Linked DNA regions of Homo sapiens: region 2 is linked to region 1. The links are chromatin loops, found by intact Hi-C in ENCODE. Cell type or tissue: Calu3. All regions are shown on one strand.

Region 1 (8,000 bases):
CCAGTGCTAATTGCTCCCAAAGGGACTTCCCAACCGATACTGAAAAGCCCCTGGGGCCTACAAACCTGGCAGACATGGATTTGAATAAAATATTTTGAATGAGTGATGACTCTGCTATTTAGTAAGGATGCTACTTCAAGCAAGTTAATTAACTTCTGACAGTCTCAGGTTTCTGATCTGTAAAATGGGGATGGTGTTACCTGTCTCATATGGCTGTTGTAAGGATTAAATTAAATTAGGTAACACATATAAAGTGCCTAGTACATACCCTTGACATGTCAGAGGTGCTTAAGAAATGTTGGTAGGCAGAAAAGTTAAGTACACAAATAATGACATATAAATGATGACATGAGGTTAACGTGGTGAACTGTGCAGAAGTGGCAATGTAAAGTTTGACAGGAAAAGAGGAGAAAAAAAACTTATTGAACACTTGGCACTTGACCTGCTTCTGAAATAATCAGTAGCATTTCAATGGTCAGAGGTGGAGGAAGGGTATTTTCTGATAGAGGGAGGAGCTTGAGGAAGGTCCACAGTTAGAAAAGGCAAATGATCCTAGGAACTGCGAGGAGACCAGTTGGCTGAAGTGTAGACTAGTATGAGGCACAAAAATGATAAGGGTTGGAATTTGCAGTAGGTGTGGTGTACAAAAATGATCAGGTTGGAAAGTGAGAAACCACCATGTAGAGAATCCCTGAAGGATTTCTGGCACAGAGGCACAGATAGCAGCCTAATCAGAGGGGATTAACAAGAATATGAAGTAAACATGGTTGAGGTAGGCCGAAAGTTGAGAGCAGAAAGATGAGGTGAGGATGGGATGCTGGTTCAGTAGATTAGACTGAGGTCAAGTAGAAGGTTAACAATGGGAATGTACGAGGATGGTGGCAGTGGGATAAGTGGAAATGTGTGGATATGAAAAATATGCTGGATGTAGAGATTAGAGATTTCAGGAAATATTTTTTACAGAAGTATATGATTTAAAGTGATTCTTTTGGTTTGGAACCACTGAGGTTGGATGTTTAAACCAGAGAAAAAAATTAAAATTATCCACTTATCTTGAAGTACTTATAGGGTAGTAATGTGTGTTGTTTTTGTTTGATATTAGAGGGGGCTAAAAAAAATACATTCCTGGGATGAGGAGACACTGAAAAAGTCATTTTGTTTATTCTCCTGTCTCAAGGTAAGAGTATACTAAAAACAAACTAAGCCGATATTTATTTGACTTATTAAAACAACTTTAAAAATTACAAAAGTGACATATTTCATTAATGGACAAAATATAGGGAAATAAAAAGAAGATAATAAAATCATCTATAATTTCATTACTCAAACTATTATTTTTATGTATATATGTGAGAGAGGCAGCAGAAAGGTACAGAGTGTGGGGTCTGGATAAAACTAACTGGGCTGGTTTCAATTCCAGCTTCTTCACTCAGTAACTGTATGACCTTGGAGAAGTTATTTAATCTCCTCACACCTCCATTTCTTCATCTTTACAATGGGAAGTATTAATAGAATTCATTTAATTACTATAATATGACAAGTTATCACATGAAACTGTTGAGAACTGTTTCTGGTACATACTAAGTGGCCAATACATGTTAACTGCATTATAATTATATTTTTAGTGGAAGTATAGTTAACATTGTCTTATAGGAGTAAAAAGTTATTAAGAATTTAGGAGTGAGAGAAGTGGGTTAAAGGAATAGCTTTGAAACATATTCTGAGGAAAAGGCTGATAAGACTTGGCAAAGAGAGTCAGGAGTTGAGTCTGGTGTTGTGCTGTCTGTTGAGGATTTGACATGTGGCCAGTGCAGCTGAAGAAATAAATTTTTAATTTCATTTAATTTGAATTAAATTGTAGTTATAGTTAAACATTCAATTCAATTTTTGAAAACCTTTTCAGAAAAATCTTTCTTTCTTTCTTTTCCTTCCTCCCTCCCTCCCTCCCTTCCTTCCTTCCTTCTTTCTTTCTTTTTTGACAGAGTCTCACTCTGTCACCAGGCTGGAGTGCAGTGGTGCGATCTCGGCTCACTGCAACCTCCATCTCCTGGGTTCAAGCGATTCTCCTTCCTCAACCTCTCTAGTAGCTAGGACTACAGTTGCGCCCCACCACGCCCAGCTAATTTTTGTATTTTTAGTAGAGACAGGGTTTCACCATGTTGGCCAGGATGGTATCCATCTCCTGACCTCGTGATCTGCCCTCCTCAGCCTCCAAAAGTGCTGGTATTAAAGGTGTGAGCCACCGTGCCTGGCTGAATCTACTTTCTTAATGTAAATTTTATAAAATCTAAATAGAAATCAAGTATTTCTGATACAAATTTAGTGTCTGAATTGACATGGCTGTAAAGTGAAAAATCCATGCCAAATTTGGAAGACTTCGTACCCCCAAAATGTAAAATATCTTAATAATATTTTGTACTGATTATGTGTTGAAACGATAATGTTTTAGAAATTATCTAAATGAAATATATTATTAAATTAAAAGAAGTTAGACAACTCAAAATTCAATCAAATTGTAGAATATCAACATTTAGTCTTGTAGCCATGTTCTCTTTGGCCCTGATTTCAAGAATGAGGTTATAATACTATATCTAGTTATATATTATATAGCTCTCTATATAAATATAACATATACAATAAATTTATTATATAATATATATAATATAACCTGTTCTTAAAAACTGAATAATCCAGGGCCAATTTTTCTATTCTGTTGTGATAACTCAAGTGTGCATTTTAAGTTAGTCACCACCTATGATTCATTGTAAAGCATACTCAATTTTAAAACACATCCTGTCCTGAAGAAACTTGCTTGAACTTTGTCAATGTCATAGGTTTGTGCTCAGAATCTATTTCTTGAAGTGGATTTTAGGACTAGAAGAGCATCATAACTGTTGAAGGTAAGAACTCTGTAAGTGTAGCAGGAGGAGCCACAGACAAAACCCCTCAGACACCAGGTTAAAGAAGGAAGATGCTTTATCCAGCCAGGAGCATCTGCAGACTTGGGTCTCAAGAACCGAGCTTCTGGCCGGTCACAGTGGCTCACGCCTGTAATACCAGTACTTTGGGAGGCCGAGGTGGGCGGATCACAAGGTCAGGAGATCAAGACCATCCTGGCTAACACGGTGAAACCCCGTCTCTACTAAAAATACAAAAAAAAAGTAGCCGGGTGTGGCGGCGTGCACCTGTAGTCCCAGCTGCTGGGGAGGCTGAGGCAGGAGAATGGCGTGAACCCGTGAGGTGGAGCTTGCAGTGAGCAGAGATCGGGCCACTGCACTCCAGCCTGGGCGACAGAGCAAGATCTCCGACTCAAAAAAAAAAAAAGAACTGAGCTCCCTGAAGAAAGAGTTCCTGGCCCTTTTAAAGGCTTACAACTCTAAGGGGTCCACGTGAAAGGGTCGTGTGATAGATTGTGCAAGCATGGGGTACGTGACTAGGTGGGGGTGGTGAGCAAGGCAAGTATTTCTCCATACCATTGTCTGTGATCTATAGACAGCACAAGTGGTTAGGGTGGTGGTTAATCTTTAACTTACAGGCCTGGCCAGTGGCGCGGATCAGTCTGTTGTTTTTCAGTTTTTACTTCCTCCTTTTCTTTGGAGACAGGGGACAGTAGGAGGAATGGCCTCTTTCCTCATTAGAAGTGAACATCCTATTCCATGTGACCTGCAGCTAGCCCCTATGGTGTTGGGATGCAAGGAAGTGGTATGTGCATGCATAAACAGTAGTTAAAGGAAAGTGAAATCCAAATATTCAGGGCTTAGAAATGCAGCTCCATTATCACAGAAGACAAATGTGTATAGTGTTACAGGTAGTTAGATAGGGATGAGTGAGGCGGGAGAGGGCTCTTCCCCCACCCACTAGGAATGTCAGGTGATGGTTCAACAATTATCACACTGCCTCGCTAAAAATGACAACTCAGTAGGGAGTGCTAGGGCACCAGAGAGAGACAATCTCCTGATGATCCACAGCTATTAACATTAAAGTGTTAAGGGAATAGAGATGCCAGGGAGAAGAAACCTCCGGGGCATGCATGTTAACATACAAAATAGAGAAGTATGATCTTCCAGGGACACTTCACCAGAAAAGGGAAGAAAGCCTCAGATGGGCATACGAGCAACTTCCTAAACACACTACCGCATGCTCAGTTCCCAGGGGCAAAGAGGAGACTGCGCATGCGGGAAGCCCACCCTAAGGGAAGAATCATGGAAAAGAAGTGAGCCAAAAAGTCCTAGGAGACCAAGGTTAAATGCTCTCTTTGACCTTCAGACGCCTTTTTGGATCTCTTCCAAGTGAACTTTCCTTTCTTTCCTATTCTACAGCCTTTAAAAAAAAAACTTCCACTCTTGCTCTGAAACTCACTTCGGTCTTGTTCTGCCTTGTGCTCCTCAGTAGAATTCTTTCTTCTCAGGAGGCAAAAATTGAAGTTGCTGCAGACGCATTAAGATACACTGCTGATAACCTGGGGAAACTCTGATACCAGCCACCAGTAACATATAGTATGGGAAAATATAGTGGTCAAAGAACATGACCTCTGACAACACATTGCACAGTCCTTTGATATCCTGAGTTCACTTGACAGCTGAGTTGAAGAATCTACTTCTCTCTGTTCTGTTGTTCTTCTCTCTTCTCTTGGTGACTATTAAAAGTGGATTCAGAATAGACATTGTTTATAGCGTAGCTGAGGGAATGATAATGAAGTTGCACATAAAACTTTATCATGTTCATCCTCTGCCTCATATTTTTCCAAGTTTCATACTACCTATAGCTACCTGATATACTGCATGAAGTGACAGATCATATCATTTGGTAGTGACATGTTCTTTTATTTATAAATCTACCTGATAGGGAAAAGCAGCACTCACATTCTACTTTCTATTATATTTGCCTCGAGCTTAGTTGACATGCTTGTATGATTATTTTTCCAGAAGAATGTTAAAATAAAATTTTTAGTTTTAAAGCAAAATATATTAGTAAGTGTTGGGTTTTAAGGAAATTTAACAAATATCATTCCTGATGGGAACAACACATTTAAGCAGATGGTAATAAATAATATCATCCTTGCTATGCATGGTAGCTCACACCTGCAATCCCAGCACTTTGGGAGGCCAAGACAGGAGGATTGCTTGAGCCCAGGAGTTGGAGACCAGCCTGGGCAACTTAGTGAGAAATCATCTCTAATTAGAAAAAAAGAAAAAGAAAATGAAAAAATTATATGGCCATGGTAGTGCACACATGTAGTCCCAGCTACTCTACTACTCAGGAGACTGAGGTGGGAGGATATCACTTGAGCCCAGGAGTTCAAGGCTGCAATGAGCCATGATTGCACCACTGCACTCTAGCCTGGGCAACAGAATGAGACTCTGTCAAGAAAAAAAAAAAAAAAAAAAAACACACACACACACACAAAATCACCTATATTGCAAGCAAAGGTCAGATGAAAAACCATGGGTTAGATGTTATAAAATAATGAGTTTTCTAAAACTAGATCCCATAATTAGACATACCTAGCCAGTTACTGACATTGCTGGAAAACCATAGGTGTCTGGAAGCATAGCCAATTTGCTGTTGAGTTTATTGCAGATAACATGCCATATATTATATGATAAACAGCATAGATAAACAGCATAGATAAACAGATGCCAAACAGAGAGAAAGGGAAGATGTGGGGGTCACTTATGCCCATTTTCTTAGCCAAAATTCACTCCTCAAACAATATACTCTTCCTTCCATGGGTAAGTGAGGTGGCCAATAGATGGCAGGCATGTGACACTAATGAATATTCCCTCCATATTGGAGGACAAAAGAGCAGAACTATGGTTTCTCTTTCAACAGTTGAAATATAAAATAAATATACATTGCACTTATGTTTAAATTTTGAGTGCCTTTAAATACTTATGTCTTTTTACCAATAAAATAAAATTGTATCTCTAAATTAAGTCAGGTTACATGACCTTAAAAATTACTTAAAATATGTTTGTTAAACTATTTAGGCCTGCCACTTATATTGAGTTTCACTTTTATCAAATTTTGATTCTTTATGGTTCATGATAGTTTAGGTCTTCTTTTTATTCCTCTTGAATCATTTGTAATTTATGTTTTCCTAAATATTACCACACCATCTTGATCATAAAATTTATTGGCATAGAATTGTACATAATATTTTTCCATAATTCTTTTAATCTCTTCATATCTCTGGTCCCTTGTTCACATTTTTATCTTGACTTACACTTATTTACAAATTCTATAAACTAAATGCCATTTGCTTTATTCTTCTGTGTATTCTCAGTGTCTAGACCTTGGTGCAGGGTAGGGACTTAATACATATTTGTTGACTATATTTGTTTTCAAAACTATATTCTAGCATCAGTTAAAAAAGATGAGACAAGTTTGTTCTGTATGCTTTGGCATTGGCAAGGCTCTTATAAAAGAAACATAAGATTTCACGCTGATTATTCTTCCTACGTTGTATACCTGCCAAGTACTATTGTTAAAGGCAAAAATAATTCTAGCAATAGGGATGTTGTATGAGAAAATGGACTTGATGATAAAATATTTATGAAACCACTACAATTGTGACAATACAAATAATTTATTTTGTTGTCTGCTTCATGTATTGGTGTTGAGAATAGAGCTGGCATACATGTGGAACATTTTTCTTTCTACCTTTCATTGAGAATGTTAAAATGAAAGTCACCCAATGTTTTATCTCAAATATGCAAGTTGTCTTGTGGAATCATAGTCTGAATACACTAGGTATGTTTTTCATATTTCCCTTCTCCGTGTTTTTCTTGTTGATACCATTTTCTTACTATCCACTCTTTCCTTTAAACCATAATTTGGGATTCCAGTTGGTAAAAAAAATTAGGGTAGGAAGGGGTTGTCGTTAATCTACTAGAGTGATGAGAAGTAGAAAGAAAGAAAAAAGGAAAAATTGACTTAAAAATCCCAGATCACTTAAAATTGAGTGCTAAGTGTCTCCCATAGACATGCAGGTGTATAAAAGGCTGATCCTAAAGTGCTACAGATCAGGAACTGTAGGTGAGATCCATAATTAGTTTTATTGTGGTATGAGTTATATGTTATTATATTTGAGTTCTAAACTCACCTTCCATTCTCTACTTTTTGAGATTGGAGCTGGGGCTCTTCACTTTACATTTCTGCATTATTCCATGGCTCTGTGTAAGACCCTCTAGAAGAGCAGCCAAGCAGAGACAGCAAGGCTGGTGGAAGGAGATGAGACTTGCTTTCTCCTGTCGGTTTCTTGTGGAATTCCTGTCTGTCTCATGCGGAATTCCTGTCTGTCTGTGGTCTCTGTTCACGCATCGGCAGCGCTTCTTCATTGCAGTAGCTGAATCCAATTTGCAGTTTTTCCAACATCTTCAAAAACAGCCTCATTTTTCTCCATTCCATATAAACCAGCACCAGCCAAACAATGGTTTCTCTGTAAGCTGTAAGGGGCCCCATATAAATACACATTTTAATAATTCCAATCTCTTTCCTTTATTCCCTCTACCGTAGGAGTGGTTTCTACTTCCTATAGTTGCTACCTTCGTGATACTTTACATTTCTCTTAGATACCTAAATAACAACTTTATACAAAGTTTAAAGTTTTTTCATACTAAATTCTGCCTATTAAACATAAGCAGGAATATAGAAATTCCTTGTAAAATAAAATATAAAAAAATCAAATTATCTCTGTTTATATGATTGCTATGATTTTTTTTTTCTTCTTAATGGACCCTGACTAATAGAAACACCAGTACAGCTGTTAAGGGAATTTATCTATCACTTTATTTGTTTTAATTATATCATGAGCCATCTTGTTGTGATGAATATGTGGATTTCAGAGTCGGATAAATCAGGCTCCACTAATTCCATGGAGTGAGATTTTGGGAGGGTTATCTTAACCTGCCTGAGCTTCAGTCTCCTCAACTGAGAATAATATCTACCTCATAGGTCTATGAGGATTAAGTAGGATGATGTTTGCAAATCATGCAGGA
Region 2 (8,000 bases), 610 kb after region 1:
GTCTCTCTCTGTCAATGATCCATGATTAAAATGACCATATATCTATGTTGCAAGTACAGTCCTGATTTACACCTGTTGTCCTGACATCCAGTCTGGTTAAGCTTTGTCTTGGCTTTACTTCTTTAATAAGATATTTTTAATAATGGTTGCACTAAAATAAGCCAGAATGAATTTGACCTCCATTTTTCTACTCTGTTCTTGTTTAATAGTCTTTGAAATGTACACGCAGTCGATAGATTTCTGATGTTAACATGTGGTTAAATCAGAAAGATGACCAGCAATAACCTGGTGCTTTCCAGAAGCAGCATAACTAACGTTTTCTTTCAAGGACAGCAAGAAGGGCTTTGCTGATAAATAAAATGTGCTTGGGCTCTGAGACAGAAATGGCTAGGGACGGCTAACTCCTGCTCTCAGTGATGAGGAAGTATATGATGATGCTGCCCCTGCCTTGTACTCAGGCTACCAGCCAGTGAGCTTGTGTAATTCAGGCTACAATCTGGAAAATACACTAAGCATCCAGGCTGCTAATCAGTGAATCAGTGGGAAAGTGGGAAAGGTAAGCTAGGTTTAGAAATATGGGGATAGGAAGTAGACTTGAGCTACAGAAAGCAATATTTTATGGAGTTTTCTTTGTTTTGTAATTCTTTTTTGTTTGCTTGTTTAACAATAAACCAGTCTGAATCAATGAGCTACAAAACTGAAAGTACATGTCTAATGAAAAATTATGGAATGGGTTGTAGTTTCTCAAAAAGTTGATGATAAACACACAATCTGAACAAAATGCTTGTTGGCATTCACTACTCACCTTGGGGACAATATTGATTTTACCAATACATGAAAACCAGAAGACACAAATCTGCTAAAGACACCTCTTTGTCTGCTTCTAAGGTAAGTAGGTTTTTAAAGAAGATGAAACCTGAAGATTACACTTTCACACTTGTAGATGAATAACGTGACTTTATGCCTCATTTTAAGAAGCATGACCTATTTAAAAAAAAATAAACACTTTTCTCTCATTTTAGATTACAAGGGTTTTTTTTTTTTTTTGTACATTTGTTGATATTAATCTGCCAGCTCTTAAGGTGTTGACTTCATCACCAGATGTGTATCTGTCACTGGAAACTTCAAAATAAAATTATTTACTCCAATAAAAATTGGCTTTTCAAATTCAATTTATAAAATATAAAAAATGCAATCTTTCCATCAAACTTGAAGCATCTTATATCATTGTCAATACTACTGTCAGTTCAGATTAGAAGTCCCAATAAAGTAAAATTACTTGACTCTATGATTCAAATGCAAACATAAATTTTAATGGAGCATTGTGTTGGGTTAAGAATCATGGTGTCATAAAATTAAGAAAACTAGAACACAGAAATGTGCTTGAATTTGCTTCATATACACATGTAATTTAAAATTGATTGCAATCAAGCCTCAATATTCTATTAATCCAAGTTTAAATTACAGTTCTCAAAAGGTACAAATGTTTTTATAAGTATACAGAGAAGCACTGAACTATAAAATGTTTTTAAGAAACCTTATGTTGAATAGAGAAAATACTTCAACATGACAACACTGAATTACTGCCTGTTATTAATTGTACTTAAAACATGTTTGAGCCTTTAAAATAGTCTTTTGTAAATCCAACTGAATGATTTACAATTCCATTTAACTTTGCTTAGATGGGTTTTAAAATTTTTATTTGCATTTTGTTATCATTCTGGAAATCTTAAACCAAATTTTTCAATGAATGGCGAACCAAAAAACTTTAGCTTTGAAACGTTTATCAAATTGTAATAACTTAAAAAGTGCTTGCAAACAAGATATTGACGTTTATCTGTATAAAAGCAGGACAAAAATGCAATAAAACAGCGGAGCTCAAGTGATGCACACATTACAATTTTTGAAAGGCTATACTTGTTTCTTGGGTAGTGCAACCTGTGAAAGAATTTTTGGTGAGGTCCAGTTTTTAATGGGGTAAATTTATATTCTATCCCAGTATGAAAATACATTTCAAAACTATAAAATTTTGTAACAGTTAAATGCTGTTAAATATTCAAAAATCATGGCAACAGAAAACATATTTGAGAATTTTTTCTGTGAAAATGTGTGCCAAAGTAGGTATTCAGTATTGAGGCATGAAAAAAGTACTTGTAACAGCGTTTGGGCTTAAATATTTACAAATTTTAATGTAAAGAAATAGAATTAAAAATATACTCCAGTTAGTAGAATTTTCTCTCAACTTATGAGATACTTCAGCACTGACAGAGTATTTTCTTAATTCACAGAGAAAATCAATTCAGCATGCAAAAACTTTTAATATTATTAACCTTAAAATAAAATTTAAAGAAAGTTGCAGGTAATTATAAGAAAAACCTGAAAATAAATCCGTATTAAAAAACACATATTCTTTAAAAATTAAAATAAGACCAGTGATATTGAATTTTAGAGAGATACAGCTAGAAAACAAATTACTGTCTATAAATGTTATTTTTCATATTCACATATTTAATAACAATACAAATATTCTTTTCTCTAATATAGAGATAAATAATATTTTTAATTTTTAGGAAAAGTAATTTTGAAAATAATTTTTGAAACAAAATATTTCTAAATCTTCTAATATAATTAATTTGTCAGCTAAGTAAGTATTTAAAAATATACAATTTTAATTGTTTTTAGCACTCCTTTTAACTCTCAAAAATTTCTCAGTTGATAATTGTATGGTTATTCCATTTCTCACATATTATATTGGAAAGCAACTATACTGACATCCTAATACAAATTATCTCTTTACAGATGAGAATCTACAGTGGAAAATGATTATGTAATAAATTCAATGCTCTAAACCAGTTAAAAGAGCCAAGGCAAAATTGCACTCCCTTCATTTCAAGTTCGGGATTCGTTTTTGTTTGTTTCTCCGTTTCTGTTTTAGTTATACAGCTTAGGTTATAAGACAGTTCGTTCTCACCGTAGGTAAGCGAATATAATTCTCACTCCGCAAAAAGAGCTATGAAGGAACAATCACTTACAAATTTTTTTTTCAGACAAATAAAATAAATATTGAGTCCCTCTTCCATCGGACTGGCAGAAAAGTACATATCTGTCACTATTGGTGTTCCCTCTCCATTCCTATTTTTGAGCTTTTCAAAGCAAGACCATTTGAGAAAGCATCCCATGGTTCCACGTTGTTTCATATAGGTTCCTCTTGAGATGCTCACAAACTAAGTCTGTATAATTAAGGGTTCTGTGGCACTCAAGACACCTGAAGAATGAAAATAGTTCTATTTATTTTCCATCTGCTTTAGCATTTTTGAAGGCATAAATCTAGTTCCGTATCTTGGAAAATCTGTGTTCCTCAAATCTATCTTGACACTTGGGGAAAACTCTCCTCCTTTCTCTATTCCTGTCTATATCCTTTAAAGGCCTTGACATTTCCCTTCTTCCTTTCTGGCACATCAAGCATCATTTCTTCAGCTTGGATATTCACAATGGCAGGAAGAGGAATTGTGTTTAGTTTCTTCTGGTAACCTTACAATTTGCCCAGAGGCTAAGGGACACATATGGTCTGGAAACTGTAGCAACTTTATTAGAAGAAGTGGAGGAGAAGCAGTGATATCAATAAATTATCGTATCAAAACTTTCCATGGCTTCCTTTATTATTTTATTTAGGGCTGCCATGGTTCTCTTTATCTGTTGCTTACTGAGGAGAACATGCTATTTTCTGCTGATTAGGCTCACATAATAGAATGGATAATACAATTGTTTAGTAGGTGGTAAGATTTAGTGGAAAGAACACAAGGTATAAAATCATATGTGCTATGTTTGCATTCCAGTTTACGCATCTATTAGCTGTGTTAGCTTTAAAATAATACTTAAATGAGTCATAATTCTTCATTTGTGGAATAGTGAAAACAATTCCAGAATTATGGTGATTTTGTGAGAACTTGGTAGGCATCCAGTATTTCCTATCTTTCCTGTATTTCTTTCCATCTACTTCAAATTTGAGGTAGTTAATAGCATGGACTCAGTATAACTGATTAGAGCAAAATGTGATTGTAGTTTGTTGTTGCTTTGTTATTATTATTATAATTCTGCTCCATATATCTTCCAGTGCTGAACTTCCCAATTCAAACCAAACAAAATATAGTAAAACCTGAGACCATGCTTAGTTAACAAAAAGTTAAAAACTAAAAGTCTTACTGTCCTATGTAATAATGCCTGAAGCATGGCTTAAGCCAAGTTTAAAAGATGTGAACCTTATCTCCTAAGATTCAATAAATGTATTTCGTTTTGTTAGTGAAAAATTTCCTTCAGGTTTAGGTCAGAATTTCTCTAAAATAAAATAGCAACATATCTATACTTTGTCACTATTCTCAGTAAACCATTAGAGCTGCATTATGGCAATCTTGTAAAATTTATGCCCTTCTTAAAATTCCTTTCACATTTATTTTAAGACTACAAAGTCAAGGATGTCTGCTCACACTGGGACTTCCCAGATCTATATTACTAACCAGAGGGATAGGAGAAACTCTACTGTTTTCTTAATTGGGCTCCTTCCAGGTTTCCCACTCACTTATATTTCTTTGCCTCTATTTCCAAAGTGAAAACAGTTCTACCTCATTCCATTTTCTCTATTCCAGGTATAGGTTCACTCCTCCCAGGTTTAATAGTCTTATTCCGAGCACTGCAACTTTTTCATTCCTTCCTCTTGAAGTGTCAGCTTTTGTTTAACCCATTGGTGATGCTTCAATAACATTACCCAGAAGTGGCAACGCAAAGAGAAAAATGGAACAGATGCTGTGTGCATTATCACCAGAGAGCACAGAGGAGAACTGACTGTAGTTGATAACTCTTGATGGGGTAATTGAGCTATCTGTGGTGGATCCTCCGGAATTTATTATTTTCTTAACCACAGAAAAGTGGTATTTACTCTCAGCCTTGAGCATTTGAATGGTTGAATTGTTATCCTGAGATTATGTCCAGAGTTGCTAACAATTGGACCTCTGATTATAGACCTTCCTTTAAAACACATACACAGGCCTGCGATGAAGATTTAATCTGAAATGACTCAGAGGGTGAACTTCCTTTTCTGAAAAAATGTTTCAGTAGCAGCTGTGTTTTCTGGCATCAATCCTACCAAAATGCTGACCTAGCTTGACCCTGGAAGTCCCTTTTAGAAACATAGTTTTGGAGATATCTTTCTTAATAGCAAATTTACTTTGTTAGGGTCCAGTAAGCTATCTCCATATACTAGTAAAGCCTCATTGTTTTGATTCATTCTACTTTCTAAATTTTAGTAATTTAATGACAAGGATTAAAATTATCTAAAAGTTGTAATAGGTAAAAAATTCAAAAAGGGAAAGTGTAATTATGACCAAGATTGATGTTTAGTTTATATACACTAGGATGACTGTATTGATTGTGAAGATGCTAAAGTGTTTTATATTTTTGGTCATATTCTCAAATGTTCAGAGTTTCTCTCACTCTATCCATTGCCCTGGCTCTCCTGGAAATTAATGTTGAATCCCTGAGCCTCCACACAGGGGTTTTATAGAATCCTGTTCCAGTTATGTCTGCTGTTGGTTTTTATTGGTGGTTTTCCTGCTAGGAAAAGTCCACCTTTCAGGTACCACAGCTGGCTCTTACACACCTTTGTCCCATGTGTGTGAGTCAGTCAGCTTACCATGGCTCTTTAACACCTGTTCTCATTAATCTCCATAGTCAGAGTAAGCCCAGATACAAGAAAAGGAAATGTCTTTCATGATGATAATGCCATCACATCAGAGAGAAAATTCTCAGTTTCCTTTTGCGTGCCCACAGACAATGGCCCTATGTTATTAGACAGATTCATTTGCAGTCACTGTCATTACCACTAATCAAACTGCAGCATACACAGGACTTGCCTTAAGGAAGACTGAGAATGAAGTCATAGACAGTACAGTAATGAAGAACAAATTGAGCATTAATCAGGTACAGTGGACTCTTATAAAGAGGGTTTATAAGCAACAGCAAAAGGATGTGAGTAGCGGACAGGGATTTTGGGGTTGTGGGGGGCAGGAAAATACCAATGGTTTGAGTATCTCTTTCTACTGTGAGAGTTGAATTTTATTGTTATTTAGTGGGACAGTTTATTAAAACCAGTGGAATTCCTGCACATTGTGGGCATTGAAACAGCTTAATTATTAAATGTGAATGATAATGCTTATATACTGTTCAATCTATGTTGCACACAATTCTAATAAATATTTAGCCCTATTAATTCTATAATTTTCACTATGATCCTCATTATACTGATAATAAACTTAGGTCCAAATATGATATTTAAAATCTAACTGACAGTATTGCTTTAATTGCTTCCTATTCATCCTTTTAGTGAGGAAGTGATCCCTACCTTAGGGTTGTGGGTATGGTCAAACAGTCCATTGAAAATAGATAGATGAGATTGATAGCAGCTTATTAGTCACATATATCCATAGGGGTTTCAATCAGGAACACAGTTGTAAAACAGAGCTTTGGGAGGCAAATTTGTAGTATCAACACAATAAAGTGCATCCTGGTTTATACAGAAGAATGTAATTGACTTGTATGAATAAATCTCTAGGTTGGCAAAAAACTAGAACTATTGCTCAGGTATAAGTGGGAACTATGGTGTTTTGCTAGAAAACCGGAGCATGAATATAGAGTCGGGGTTTTATGGTTAGGCCATTCATGGCCCTGCGGATTTCACTAAATGTTGAGGCAGCACATAATATTGGGCCTTAATTTTAAGCCTTACATCGCACATCACATGGTGCATATTTCAGGCAGTCCCATAAACATTTGTGATAGAATGTGATAATGTTGATGATAGAGACGTGGAACTAACAAAATCATGGTCAATGTTGTAAGGGCTAGAAAAGTTTTAATGCAATTGCTGCTAGTTCTGCTGAAGTTGAGAAAAGATAGATTATGATGAATAATATTGTTGATATTAACAGAATTCTATATTTTTTAAATTAAAGTCATACAATGAATATTAATTTAATGACGGTCTTTTAAAAAGCTTAGTGTAGTTCCATATACCAAAGCATAGCTCAAACAGGATATTATCAGGATAGCGATAGCCATGTCCAAATACATCACACAAATAATTGATAAAAATTAACAATAATTGAGAAATTGTCGTACTGATTTCATGGATGGTTTACATTAAAATACATAATTTATAAGGCATGTAGCCTATTTTAAGTTATGAGGAGTTTAGGCCAACGACCAAGTTTGCGGGCAGAATTCGAAAGATAACTCTAACTTATGATACCAACTGCAAGTTTAGAGAGTTTCCAAAACTACTCTCACTTTTAAGAATTCACTAGAAAGACCCACTGCACACACTGAAAGCAGTTATACTCACTCTATGGTTTATTACAGGAAAGGATACAGATAAAGACCAGCCAAAACAAGAGATTCATAGGGCAGATTCTAGGAGGTTTCCAAACATGGACCTTCCATTGGCCTCCCCCAGGAATCAGGAAACATTACCCTCCCAGCATAATGTGTACCAATATGCACAAATTATTGCCAACCAGAGAATCTCACCTAAAATGTCAGAGTCCAAGGTTTTTTTTATGGTTCCCTTATGTAGGCATGATTCATTGATTGACTAATTGATTGATTGTCCACATAATTGATTTCAGTCTTCAGGTTGATCTATACCACATTACTCAAACCTGCCAACTGAAGTCACACTGTTAAGAATATCCAGTAGACTGGGTGTGGTGGCTCACACCTGTAATCCCAGCACTTTGGGAGGCCAAGGTGGGCAGATCACAAGGTCAAGAGATTGAGACCATCCTGGCCAACATGGTGAAACTCCGTATCTACTAAAAAAAATACAAAAATTAGCTAGGCATGGTGGCACGTGCCTGTCTGTACTCCCAGCTACTCAGGAGTCTGAGGCAGGAGAATTGCTTGAATCTGGGAGGCAGAGGTTACAGTGAGCCAAGATCGTGCCACTGCAC

What was found. Peaks named below come from ENCODE experiments on the same cell type or tissue, not always from the same donor. Only the 100,000 strongest peaks of a DNase experiment are listed, where the experiment ranks them.
Region 2: it touches region 1 in a loop (16-fold over the local background); 3 of 110 quality-filtered maps call a loop at or near these places.

What each region holds. Positions count from the first base shown.
Region 1 is chr10:64,728,446-64,736,445 of GRCh38, forward strand. No RefSeq gene overlaps it. Among named protein-coding and RNA genes, the nearest start is that of LINC02671, 190 kb to the right of the region's middle. In Calu3, a CTCF peak has its summit at 5,693; DNase peaks (open chromatin) are centred at 3,496 and 5,756.
Region 2 is chr10:65,336,672-65,344,671 of GRCh38, forward strand. No RefSeq gene overlaps it. Among named protein-coding and RNA genes, the nearest start is that of LINC01515, 230 kb to the right of the region's middle. In Calu3, no CTCF peak of the experiment used is centred here; no DNase peak of the experiment used is centred here.